Regions from separate parts of the Homo sapiens genome. Here region 1 is linked to region 2. The links are chromatin contacts, found by Hi-C or POLR2A ChIA-PET in ENCODE. All regions are on one chromosome and are shown on one strand. Each heading gives the region's core, a stretch centred on a gene start or an enhancer-like site at or near the end of the contact. The rest is flanking DNA. Distances are from core to core; before and after follow the strand shown.

Region 1 (4,751 bases), core at 1,910-4,409, 84 kb after region 2:
TAAGGAGGCTTCGGCGCACAGAATGCTGAGAGAACTGAGGAAGCCAACAGTGAGGGACACATCATTCAGACCACTTAAGGTGACAGAGATTCTAGGGTAAATGATGCATTTTAAAGGGCAGAATTAAATAAAAAATTAGGCTTATGGATAATTTTAAATGGAAAAATCACCAATAATATTAAGTGAATAAAAACCAAATTCCAAATATAGAATAGGATTGTAACTCCTTCAGGGCCAAGTAGGAAACAAAAGTGTCTGATAATCGAGGACATAATATAAGAGGGAATGGGGGGCCCTGTGGCTGGACAGTGCACACTCCCAATCCCCAAGGCATTACCTTCACATTTTTGGAAAACTCTGGGTGGCTATATAAAATGCGGCTGCCAGTCTGAGACTCCTGGTATATATGGTGGACTGTCAACCACATTTTTTACAAAAAAGGCCATCTATATAACTATACATAGATATGATCCAGAGAAGGCTAATACAGTATCATAAGAGGAAACCTATTGTTCAATTCCTAATAGTCACTTATAACAACTTGGTTTTCTGTAAATCATCTGCTTGCTTTCCTGCAGCTTTAGTTTTCCCATCTGAAACAGGGGTAACAAGAACTACTTCACAGATTTGCTACAGGGTTAGAAAAATATGTATTTGAGCACCTGGCACACTACCTAGATGCATTTGATAAAAACAGTATATATCATTGTTATAATTAATTAAAAATATTAATAGTGGTTATGTCTTGGTAGGAGGGCTAGAGTCTTTGAATTAAATTCAGCTCAGTTGTCATCTCTTCCAGGAAGTCTTCCTTGATAAGTCATACCACTGATGACTCAGTGGTGTCATGGTTTACTTGCCTGTCTCCCTATCAGACTATAGCTCCTTGAGTGTTTTACTCATCAGTCTTCTTCCCATCTAGCCCAGAACCTGGCACATAGATGTCATTCATAAATATGTACTATATTATTTATTTCTCTTCATTTTACTTTTCTGTATCTCTAAAACTTCTATAATGGGACATACAACTTTAATACAAGTTTTCTATGAGCATAATTTGACTACAGAGTGGTAGGTGGAGGTGGAGGAGGCTGAGCAGGGTGGCAGGGGGATGCTGAGCAGAGAGAAGGGGAGCCAGATAAGATCAGAGTGACAGCAACCCATGTCTAGACAAAGAGCCAGGAGATGGGGCCCAGGCTGGAGCTTCAGCAGCCTCCAGGCCTGAGTCATTATGTTACAGATGCAGGGCCTGAACTCAGAGGCAGCTGCTTCTTACTTACTGGCAGAGGGAGAAGAAACCAGGTCTAAAATGGTGTTCTTCCCACAAAAGCCTGCCTCACAATTTTGAAGAGGAAGCTTTTTGCAGTTTGGAGGAAAAATGCAGAACAGAATGAATGGGTGACCAAGTAGATGCTGAACAACTCAGAGAAAGCCAATGCCGTTGGCATCCAGGGAGGGCTGAGGGGTGCTTCACATAGGTAGAATCTGATGGGACAGCAAAGCAATTAGGTGGAGATGCTCAGTGGACACATTCAGAATGGAGAAAGTCCAGACTGGATGAAGGGATCAAGTGCACAGAGTGACAACGGATGAAATGATCTTCCAGCTGAGAGCTAGGGAATCCCTGGACTGGCTCCAAGTGGTCTTCTTAGCCTCTAAGGCAGCCCCTCCATGGTGGGACAGCTGTGTTAGGGGCTCTTCCCTGAAGCTGCTGCCCAATAAGCCTAGCCACTCTGGCTCTGCCATGGAATAAATCTCACTCCCTCTCACTCAGAGCTGTTTCTATGCTCTTCCTCTTCTGGCCAGATGCCCTATTACCATCAGCTTTCTCTCATGGCATAGTTCCTCCTGCCACCCTACTGCCCTTTTCTGCACAGATTCTAAGAGATCAATGTCTACTTCGAATATGGTGTCTGTAATTGCCCTCCATGCTCCAGAAGGGTCTGACTGGCACAGGGGATTGCAACTGCCATTTGTTCACTCTGGACATTAGCCCTGTAATAATGTGGCCAACTTCAAGCCACTTCCCTTGGGCAGCTAAATTTTGTGAAGGGTCCCTCAGTGGGCCTAACCCCTCCACCAGCGCTGGCACTAAGGGGCCTGTTCTCTTGCTTCAGTGGCCAGACCAGTACCTGCTCTATGTCACACAAGCTCAAAAGCTACAGGTACTCTTGGCCAAGTCTAGGGCTGGTCTCTCAGGCAAAAGCCACTGGGCTTGAAAGGGGAGCTGATGATGAGCATGCAGTCCCTAAGATTATGCACAACAGTGCTGAGGGATTTCCTTAAGGCACTTAAGGAAGTTGACCTGACCTCCTGACCTGCTCCTAGGACAGAAAAATCTGAACAAAAGGAAAGAAGCATTTGCCCTCTGAAATTTAGTAGTTCTTTCTGGTCACAAGGGCCCCCGGGGATGGGCTGTGAAAAGCTAGTCACCCTTCCTAATTCCTTCCCTTCTCCAGAAGAAACTACTGCAAAACAGTTACTAAAAATACCAGGGAGGCAAACTCTGTATGGTTCATGTTGATTACCAAATATTTCCAGCTCTCCCATTCTAGGCACATGGTAGGATCACTCTTCTTGGCCCCCCTTATGATTGGTTTGAAACATGGGATTAGTTCTGGCCAATGAATAGTGAGTGGAAGAAAAGGATCCTCCTTCTAGGCTGAGCATTTAACTGCAGATGTAAGACCCTTCAGAGCATCCTTTTCCCTCTGGCAAGCAACTAGCAACATTCCAGTGGGTGGCTGCTCTGCCTGCTGGGATCCCTAAGTGCCTAGGATGAACAGAGTCTGCCCCTCACCCACAACCACAAGGAACATGCAACATAAGGCAAAAATAAATCTTATTTTGTTTTGTTTTAAACCACTGAAATTTGGGGTTGTTACAATAGCATAATCTAGCTTATCCTGACTGATCCATAGACAATCATATGTTGCCTAGAACATTAGAAACCATTTAGTACAATGTTTTCATATCACAGAAGACTGAGCTTTAATGAGGGGATGTGGTAGCCCAAGGTCACATGGGCAGTGAGTGGTGAAGCTAGGATCAGAACCCACATCTCTTCAGTCTCAGTCCAGGGAGCTAAGTGCTTGGACTCAAGACAGAGAATATTTGCCACTAGGTGGGACCTGCCACACTGAATCATCTCAAGGTACTTCAGCCAATTTGTGGATAACAGACTCCATGAGGCTGGAAAGGGCACAAAAGTCAAAAACCAGGTCTTCCAGTCCCCGTCCTGCCACTGAACCTACCACATGACCTGTAGTCAAGCCTATTATGTTCAGTTTTGATGCTAACTCACTCTGGGACCAAAGGCAAGCCACATCACAGCCCTGGGCTCCAGTTTCTCCAGGAGTAAAATAAGTCAGCTGATTTAGGTTTCAGAGATTGAAACTTGTGGCAACAGCAGAGTCCCCTCAGAGGCTGAGTGAAGGGCAGGAGTGAAGGGCAGGCCACGTGGGCAGTGCTCTAGTCCATCTCTCTCCTTCAACTCGAACAACTCAATTTTCCTCTGATTTATTGGCTTATGTTTTTGTAAGATTTCCCATCACTGGACTTGATTTCTAAGGTCCTTGCCAGCTCTCAGATTTGTGATTCTAGTTCTTGGATTCTGTCCAGTAGTTCCTGAGTTACAGCTCTGTGGCTGGGAGAGGTGGAAGACTTAGCCCTGTTTTCAGGAGTTCAAAAGTTTGGTTGGGAAAACAGAATTAGAATGGAGGGTTTTTTGGCTCAGATTCTATACTAGGCTTTCTGGAGTGTGTGTGGAGGGGAGGGGTGAAGGAATAGTTCTAGAAAGAATGATGATAAGAAAAGATTGTTTGATGAGACTGTAGAATACATGAGGCCTAGGAAAAATATGACCAAAATCTTTGCTTGGGCTAAGGATTTTGTCTGGCTAGAACCCCCTCCTCTGAAAAGGACCTGGGAGATCCATCACTTCATAAACCAAATTTAAAGGTAATGCTCAGAAGCCAGAAGTGGCCAAGGCCGCTCCCTGGTCATGATAGGGGCAGCTTCCTATTCTTGATGAGACTGGGGGCTGGATTTGTATTTAAACAGATAATAATCAACAGATAATAATACAGATAATATCTGTATTTAAACAGATAATAATCACCTAAGGAGAAGTGGCCTTTGGTGTAAAGCCTGACATAATTTAATGAGTGAAGGATTAAATGATGCATGGAGTACCCACAGGCCTCCTCCCTTCCCTGAGACTTACCTTGGCTTCAGAAGTCCTCAGAAGCTTCATCACTTCCCCTTCTCGGGCATAATCCAAGGGTGTGTGTCCCATTTCATTCCTCTGCAGGGGGTTGGCTCCTGGCAAGAGAAGAAGGATAAACAGAGGCTCTATGAACGATCAGTGGGACCTCAGCCTTCCCTTGGAGGTGGCTTAAGGCTCTGATTTCTATGTTGGGAATGTCCATGGACACCTACAAATGGTGGAAAAACATGGTACTGGGGCTCCTACATGTGCATGCACACATGTTCGATAACATACTACACACACGTAGATGTGTTATACATACACAAACACACACAGTTGAACATGCTAAGAAAGTATGCCAAACAAATACACAGGTTAATATACCGCAGCACAAATACATGTAAACATACAATTTCATACATGTATTCATTAAAATGTCCATATTTTCCAACATATCAGCATACAGATAAACATTCATTCATGAAGCCATATAAAGGGTTCCTTTCTAAGGCAGAGAATATCCCAAATAACAATTAAATGG
Region 2 (5,459 bases), core at 2,071-4,570:
CATCACTCGGAACTTTCTGCCCTAAGAGGGAGACAGAGCGGAGGTAGCCTGGAGCTAAACAGATCGGGTCTCCCAAGGGCCTCCAAGTCCGGGCCCTGCTGCCTCCCGTAGCTGCCCAAGCACCCTGGGACCGCGCCCTGCCTTCGGGCTGCATCTGCCTGTATTCCCCTACCCCCAGGTGTTAGACATTAAGCTCCCACACCTCCTTCCATGCGCACTCTCGTACACACACGTGCATACACGCACCTGCACGCGAGCCTCAGTGAGGTCGATCTTGAGCGCCAGCTCCTCACGCGTGTAAATGTCGGGGTAGTGGGTCTCAGCGAAAACGCGCTCCAGCTCCTTGAGCTGCGCGCTGGTGAACGTGGTGCGGATGCGCCGCTGCTTGCGCTTCTCGTGCAGGCCGGATGGCTCTGGGAAGAACTTGTAGGGCACTGCGGGTGTGTGCAGGGGGGCCGGGGGGGGGGCAAAAAGGATGGGGGAGTGAGAAGCAGAGTTCAACCCGTTGTGTCCAGCTCCGGGGGAATCACACGCCTCCCCCGTCCCTGGCCTGATCCCTCGTCTTGGTCCCGGCAGCCTGGGGCCGAGCGTCCTCCCTATTACTCAATGGAGCCGGCGGGATAAAGGCGGAGGGAGATCAGGGAGACCTGAGCCCCAAGAGCGGCCAAGGGGAAAGCATAATCCAATACTCCAGCCAAGACACTCCCTCCCCCACCCCACCCCCGTCGTCGCCCTCCTCCCAAGCCCTGTTCCCTCCATCTCCCCCTGCACCCCCATTCAACCGTGCCTCCGACCCTTCCCTCCTGTCTGTCTCTCAGCCCGTCTGTCCCCTCTGTCTACCCTGGCCCTGGATGTCTGTCAGGTCTCATCAGCATTGCCAGTCTTCCCACTAACCAGTTCTGGGCCAAGGCTCTGCAACAGAGACCCTCCCACCGGCCCTCCTTTCAGCCCTACCACCAGCCTTCCCACCGGCTCTCAGCTGTATACAGATTTGGCTCCCTCCACCCATCCACCTCTCCCCTTCCCAAGCCTCATTTCTTCAATTCTGCCCCACTCCCCTGACCCCCATTCTCCCCTAGATGTCCCCCTCTCCTCTTCCTAATCTTCCTCCATTTGAATCTCTCTTCAACTTTCCATTTCTCAGCCACTCTTCTCTTTGTGCCCATTGAGAAGACTTCCTCCATCTTCTCTTTGCGCCCATTGAGAAGACTTCCTCCATCTTCTCTTTGCCCTCCTTCTTCCTCCCCAGGCACCTTCTCCATGTCCCATCTCCTCCAAAGCCAACACTGCCCCCCAACTCTCTTCCTATACCCATCCCAGTCTCCACTGCCCCATAGGTAGTGTTTCTGACAGTACTTCCCTTCCCTGTCTGTAACCCTGGTTTAAGTCTTCATATTCACCAGGGGTCTCCAATCTCATCTTTGTCCCATCCAGGCCTCCATCTCCCCTGATTCTTGTCTCCAGCACCCCATTTGTATTCTTATCTTCGTCATCTCTATTTCTAATCTTCTTTGGTCCCCATCGCCTGATACTTATCTCTATCTCCCCAACCCTGAGTCCCCATTTCTCCTAGGATTTCCAGTGCTTCCATCTCTGCTCCCATCTCTCTGTACCTTATCCCCATCTCTCTGGTCTCAAAACCCTGTATCTCTGGAGGCTGTCTCCCCTCTTCCCAATCCCTACCCTCATCTGGCTCAGGGTACCCAATCTCCCCACCCTGGGCCTCATTTCTCCAAATCCAGGTTCTCATTTCTCGTATCTCTTCCCCAAACCCCAGCCTAGGGCCCAGTCTTCTTCTTCTTCTTCTTCTTTTTTTTTTGAGACCGAGTCTCATTCTGTCACCCAGGCTGGAATGCAATGGCACAGTCTCAGCTCACTGCAACCTCTGCCTCCCAGGTTCAAGCGATTCTCCTGCCTCAGACTCCCAAGTAGCTGGGATTACAGGCGTGGGCCACCATGCCCAGCTAATTTTTTTTTTTTTTTGTATTTTTAATGGAGATGGGGTTTCACCATGTTGGTTAGGCTGGTCTTGAACTCTTGACCTCAAGTGATCCACCCGCCTTGGCCTCCCAAAGTGCTGGGATTACAGGCATGAGCCACCGCGCCTGGCCCTTAGGCCCCAGTCTTCTACTTGGGTCCCCGGCAGTCTTCCCAGGAGGGAAGGCGATAAGATTACATAGGGCAGGCTGGGACTCTAATCAGAGGGCTGAGATGACTGAGAAGCTCAGTGAGGTTGAGGGTTTGGACAGGGACTTGGATCTAAAGTCTTGGGGATGCAGGAGCTGCTTCCGGGTTCTACAGAACTCTAGCTGGGAGAGTCTGGGGGAATGGGGAAATACAAGTGGCTTAAAAACCCGGGCCCCTTTATTGCGGGCTACGGGATCTGGTTTTGGTGGCTACAGAAGGGTTCGGTCCCAGGCAGCGTGGGTCCAAGACAGGGCAGGAGGGGCCTGATGGCCACGCGAGCTCTAGGAAGCTTCCCGTCTGGGCAGCTCAGCTGCCTGGAGAGGTCCTTGCTGGGGGTCATGCATCTCGTGGGGCAGCGGTGATGGGGTGGGGTGATAAGTGGTGATAGGGCTGGGCTGGGAGCCTTTTTCAAAGATCCAGCGCTTGTAGAGGTTTAGTGGTCAGTCTTTGCAGGTGGTGAGGGGAAGGCCTGGTAAGGGGCCCAGAGCTGGATGGGGATATATTTCCTTGACCTGAAGGGCACGAGACAGAGATTTGGCAACGAGAAAAAGGAACAGGAGAGATGAGAGGGTGAGGCTCATTCCTGCGGAGGAGAACCTCGTATTCTGGGGGTCTCTCGGGGCATTGGAGGGTCTGGCCAAGGCAGGAATGGGGGCGGCTGAGGGGGACAGTCGCATTCACTTGGCGAGCGGGCCCAGGGATTCTGCAGGAATTGGAGGGAGGGTTGGGCCGGGGCTGCGCTCACCTGCCGAGTAGGGCGCGGGCTGGTGGTCGCGTAGGGCGCCAAGTGCGCAGTTGGAGGAGCCGAGCGCGGGGCAGGGCGGCCCTGCCGCGGGGAAAGCGGGCCGCAGGGGGCTGTATTGGAAGCCGCCGGGCTGGCTGCAGGCGCCAAAGTCGCCGTAGGCGGACGCCTCCATGGCCGCCACGCACGAGTCGTACGAATTGAGGTAGGAGTAGTCCATCGGCCCGGGGGGCGGGGGCGGGGGCCGGGCCAGGCCGGGTCGGGGTCGGGGTCCGGGTGGAGGTCGGAAGGGAGGTTCGAGCGCCAGGCTCCGAGGACCCGAGGCCAGCTCTGAGCGCCCGAGAGTCCGCCCGCCCCGTCGCGGCCGCACTCAGCCCGGGTGCAACGCAAGTGCAGCCAGCCCGGCCCGCGCGCCTTTTAACGCGCAGGACCCCGCGGAGGGGGGCGGGGCGGGGCGAGCTCCGAAGGGGCGGGGCCTAGGAGGCCCAGACACCGCCCAAAGCCGCCCCGACCCCCACCCCGAAGGGTCCCCGCCGCCGTCTTAGGGCTCAGAGGTGTGGAGCTGGGATGCGCGGGACCCTATCCCCGGAGTCCCTATCCTGCCCCAATCCGGACCAGACCTTCGGTCTCTACACAGCGTCCGAGGCCAGAGGGTCCCGACCCTTTTCCCGGGCCTCCCCACCTGCGGCCCCGCGGAAGGGAGGGGAGGCAGGCCTGGCGGCGCTCGTGTGAAGAAGTTAATTCAATTCGCTCTGATAACCGAGTTATTCCGATCTGGCCCCTCAGCCCCGCCCCCAGCGAGGTCCCATCCCGGCGGAGACTGCGGAGGCGGCCCAGGAAGGGGGATGGAGACCGGGAAGAGACGGAGCCTGGGATGGGGACAGGGAAGGGACGTGGATAGACAGAGGAAACAGAGACCGGGAGAGAAAGGGGCAGAAACAGTGATGGAGACAGGGACAAGAGATACAGGTACACAGAGGGAGACAAGGACGGAACATACACAGCGAAAGACAGGATGGAGCGGGGACAGGGCAGAGACAGGAGATGAGGGTAAGAGAGAGACAGGATGGAGCGGGGACAGGGCAGAGACAGGAGATGAGGTTAAGAGAGAGACAAGAGGAGACAGGGAGACAGGGGGACGAGAAAGAGAGTGAGGGAGGCATGGAGACAGAAGGGGTCGGGATGAGACATGGACGGCAACCAGGACTGCGGTGGAGAGCAAGGGAGGGATGAGACAAAACAGAGGCAGGAATCGTGAGACAGACACATATGCCCAGGGACAGTCTGAGAGAGACAGGGCCAGGGACAGCCACAAGCGCGGGAGCAGAGGCTGAGAGCGGAGAGAAAACGCCTCCGGGGAGCTTAGACACGAGGGCTGGAGCGCAGAGGGGCCCAGGGATGATGCTGGAGGCTCTGGGGTGCGGCCTCCACGGGGCTGCGGAGAGGGAGGGTCGTGGGAGCCAGGTCCCTCTACCCTGACTTGTCCCGAGGCCCACACGACCTTGCACCTTCAGGGCCCGCCTGCCTCTCCCCCCGTTCCCTCAGCTCCATCTGCAGTATGCGACCCTCTCCTGTGACCTTGGGCTCAGGATGCGATGGATGTCAGAAAGGGAACGTACCCCGTGACCTCTTTATTGTTCTTCAGTCTCTTACCCCTGTTCTCCAGGGCCCCCCGCTTTTTTTCTCCAGGGAAACCACCTAGACTCAGTCTGCACCTGGCCCAGACATCCCTGCACAGATTCAGTCACCAGCTCCCTCGTGCTGTGGGACAGCGGGACACATTCAGAATCCTTACCAAGAGAAGGGAACAGATAACTTTTCCGTCGCTCCTGAGCTGGGTTGGGCAGCTCGTCCACTCAACCCCCAGCCTCTTCCACCGATCTTGGCAGGTCTTGTAGATGGGGAGTCCTAGACCCATGGAGAAGCCGCGGGAAGGGCGTGTCTTTGTTTCCAGCTGAAGTCCTTGGGGGTTGATAGAAGGACTCCTGGAATTCTCCCCAAGTTTGTCAGGACAGAGGGGAGTGCGCCTCTCCTCAGGTAATCCTTCCCCCATCATCCGTTCTGGGCTTCCCAGGAGGACTCTCTATCCCCAATCTCCGGAACCACTCCATGCCAGGGGATTTCTTTGAGGTTTCTCAAATTACCTCTTGTCAAATGTTTTTATTGTGGCAAAATACACATAACATAAAATTTACCATCTTAGCCACTTTGAGCTATAGTTCTGTGGTAGTAAATACATTCATATTTATGTATTAATACATCCATCTCCATAACTCTTTGAATCCTGTAAAATCAAAACTCTACCCGTTAAACAACACCTTCCATTTCCCCATCCTACCTGCAAACCGCCATTCCTCTTTCTGTCCCTATGATTTTGTGTTTTTTTTTTTCAGACAGTCTTTCACTCTGTCACTCAGGCTGGAGTACAGCAACGAGATCATGGTGCAGTCTTGCATTCCTTGGCTCAGGCGATCCTCCCGCCTCAGCGTCCTGAGTAGCTGGGACTACACGTGCACACCACCATGCCTAG

The links. Hi-C counts contacts between places; a loop is a spot of excess contacts on that map. ChIA-PET counts read pairs that join two places held with the same protein, here RNA polymerase II (POLR2A).
Region 1: POLR2A ChIA-PET joins it to region 2 with 81 read pairs in SK-N-SH. The contact joins the enhancer-like site here to the promoter of PHOX2A in region 2. A Hi-C loop is called at or near these places in 1 of 168 maps with a recorded cell type or tissue (endothelial cell of hepatic sinusoid). POLR2A ChIA-PET finds 5 or more read pairs at or near these places in 1 of 52 experiments (SK-N-SH).

Annotation. Positions count from the first base shown.
Region 1 is chr11:72,325,482-72,330,232 of GRCh38, forward strand. CLPB (ClpB family mitochondrial disaggregase) reads right to left here. Exons shown (of 16, transcript NM_001258392.3): 6 at 4,226-4,323. Among named protein-coding and RNA genes, the nearest start is that of PHOX2A, 84 kb to the left of the region's middle. Within about 2 kb of position 3,160, at least 2 of the 41 ENCODE cell types and tissues checked have a DNase peak (open chromatin) inside an H3K27ac peak, as active enhancers do.
Region 2 is chr11:72,240,856-72,246,314 of GRCh38, forward strand. It overlaps PHOX2A (paired like homeobox 2A), which reads right to left and starts at 3,321. Exons shown (of 3, transcript NM_005169.4): 1 at 2,933-3,321; 2 at 247-434. The coding sequence starts at 3,149.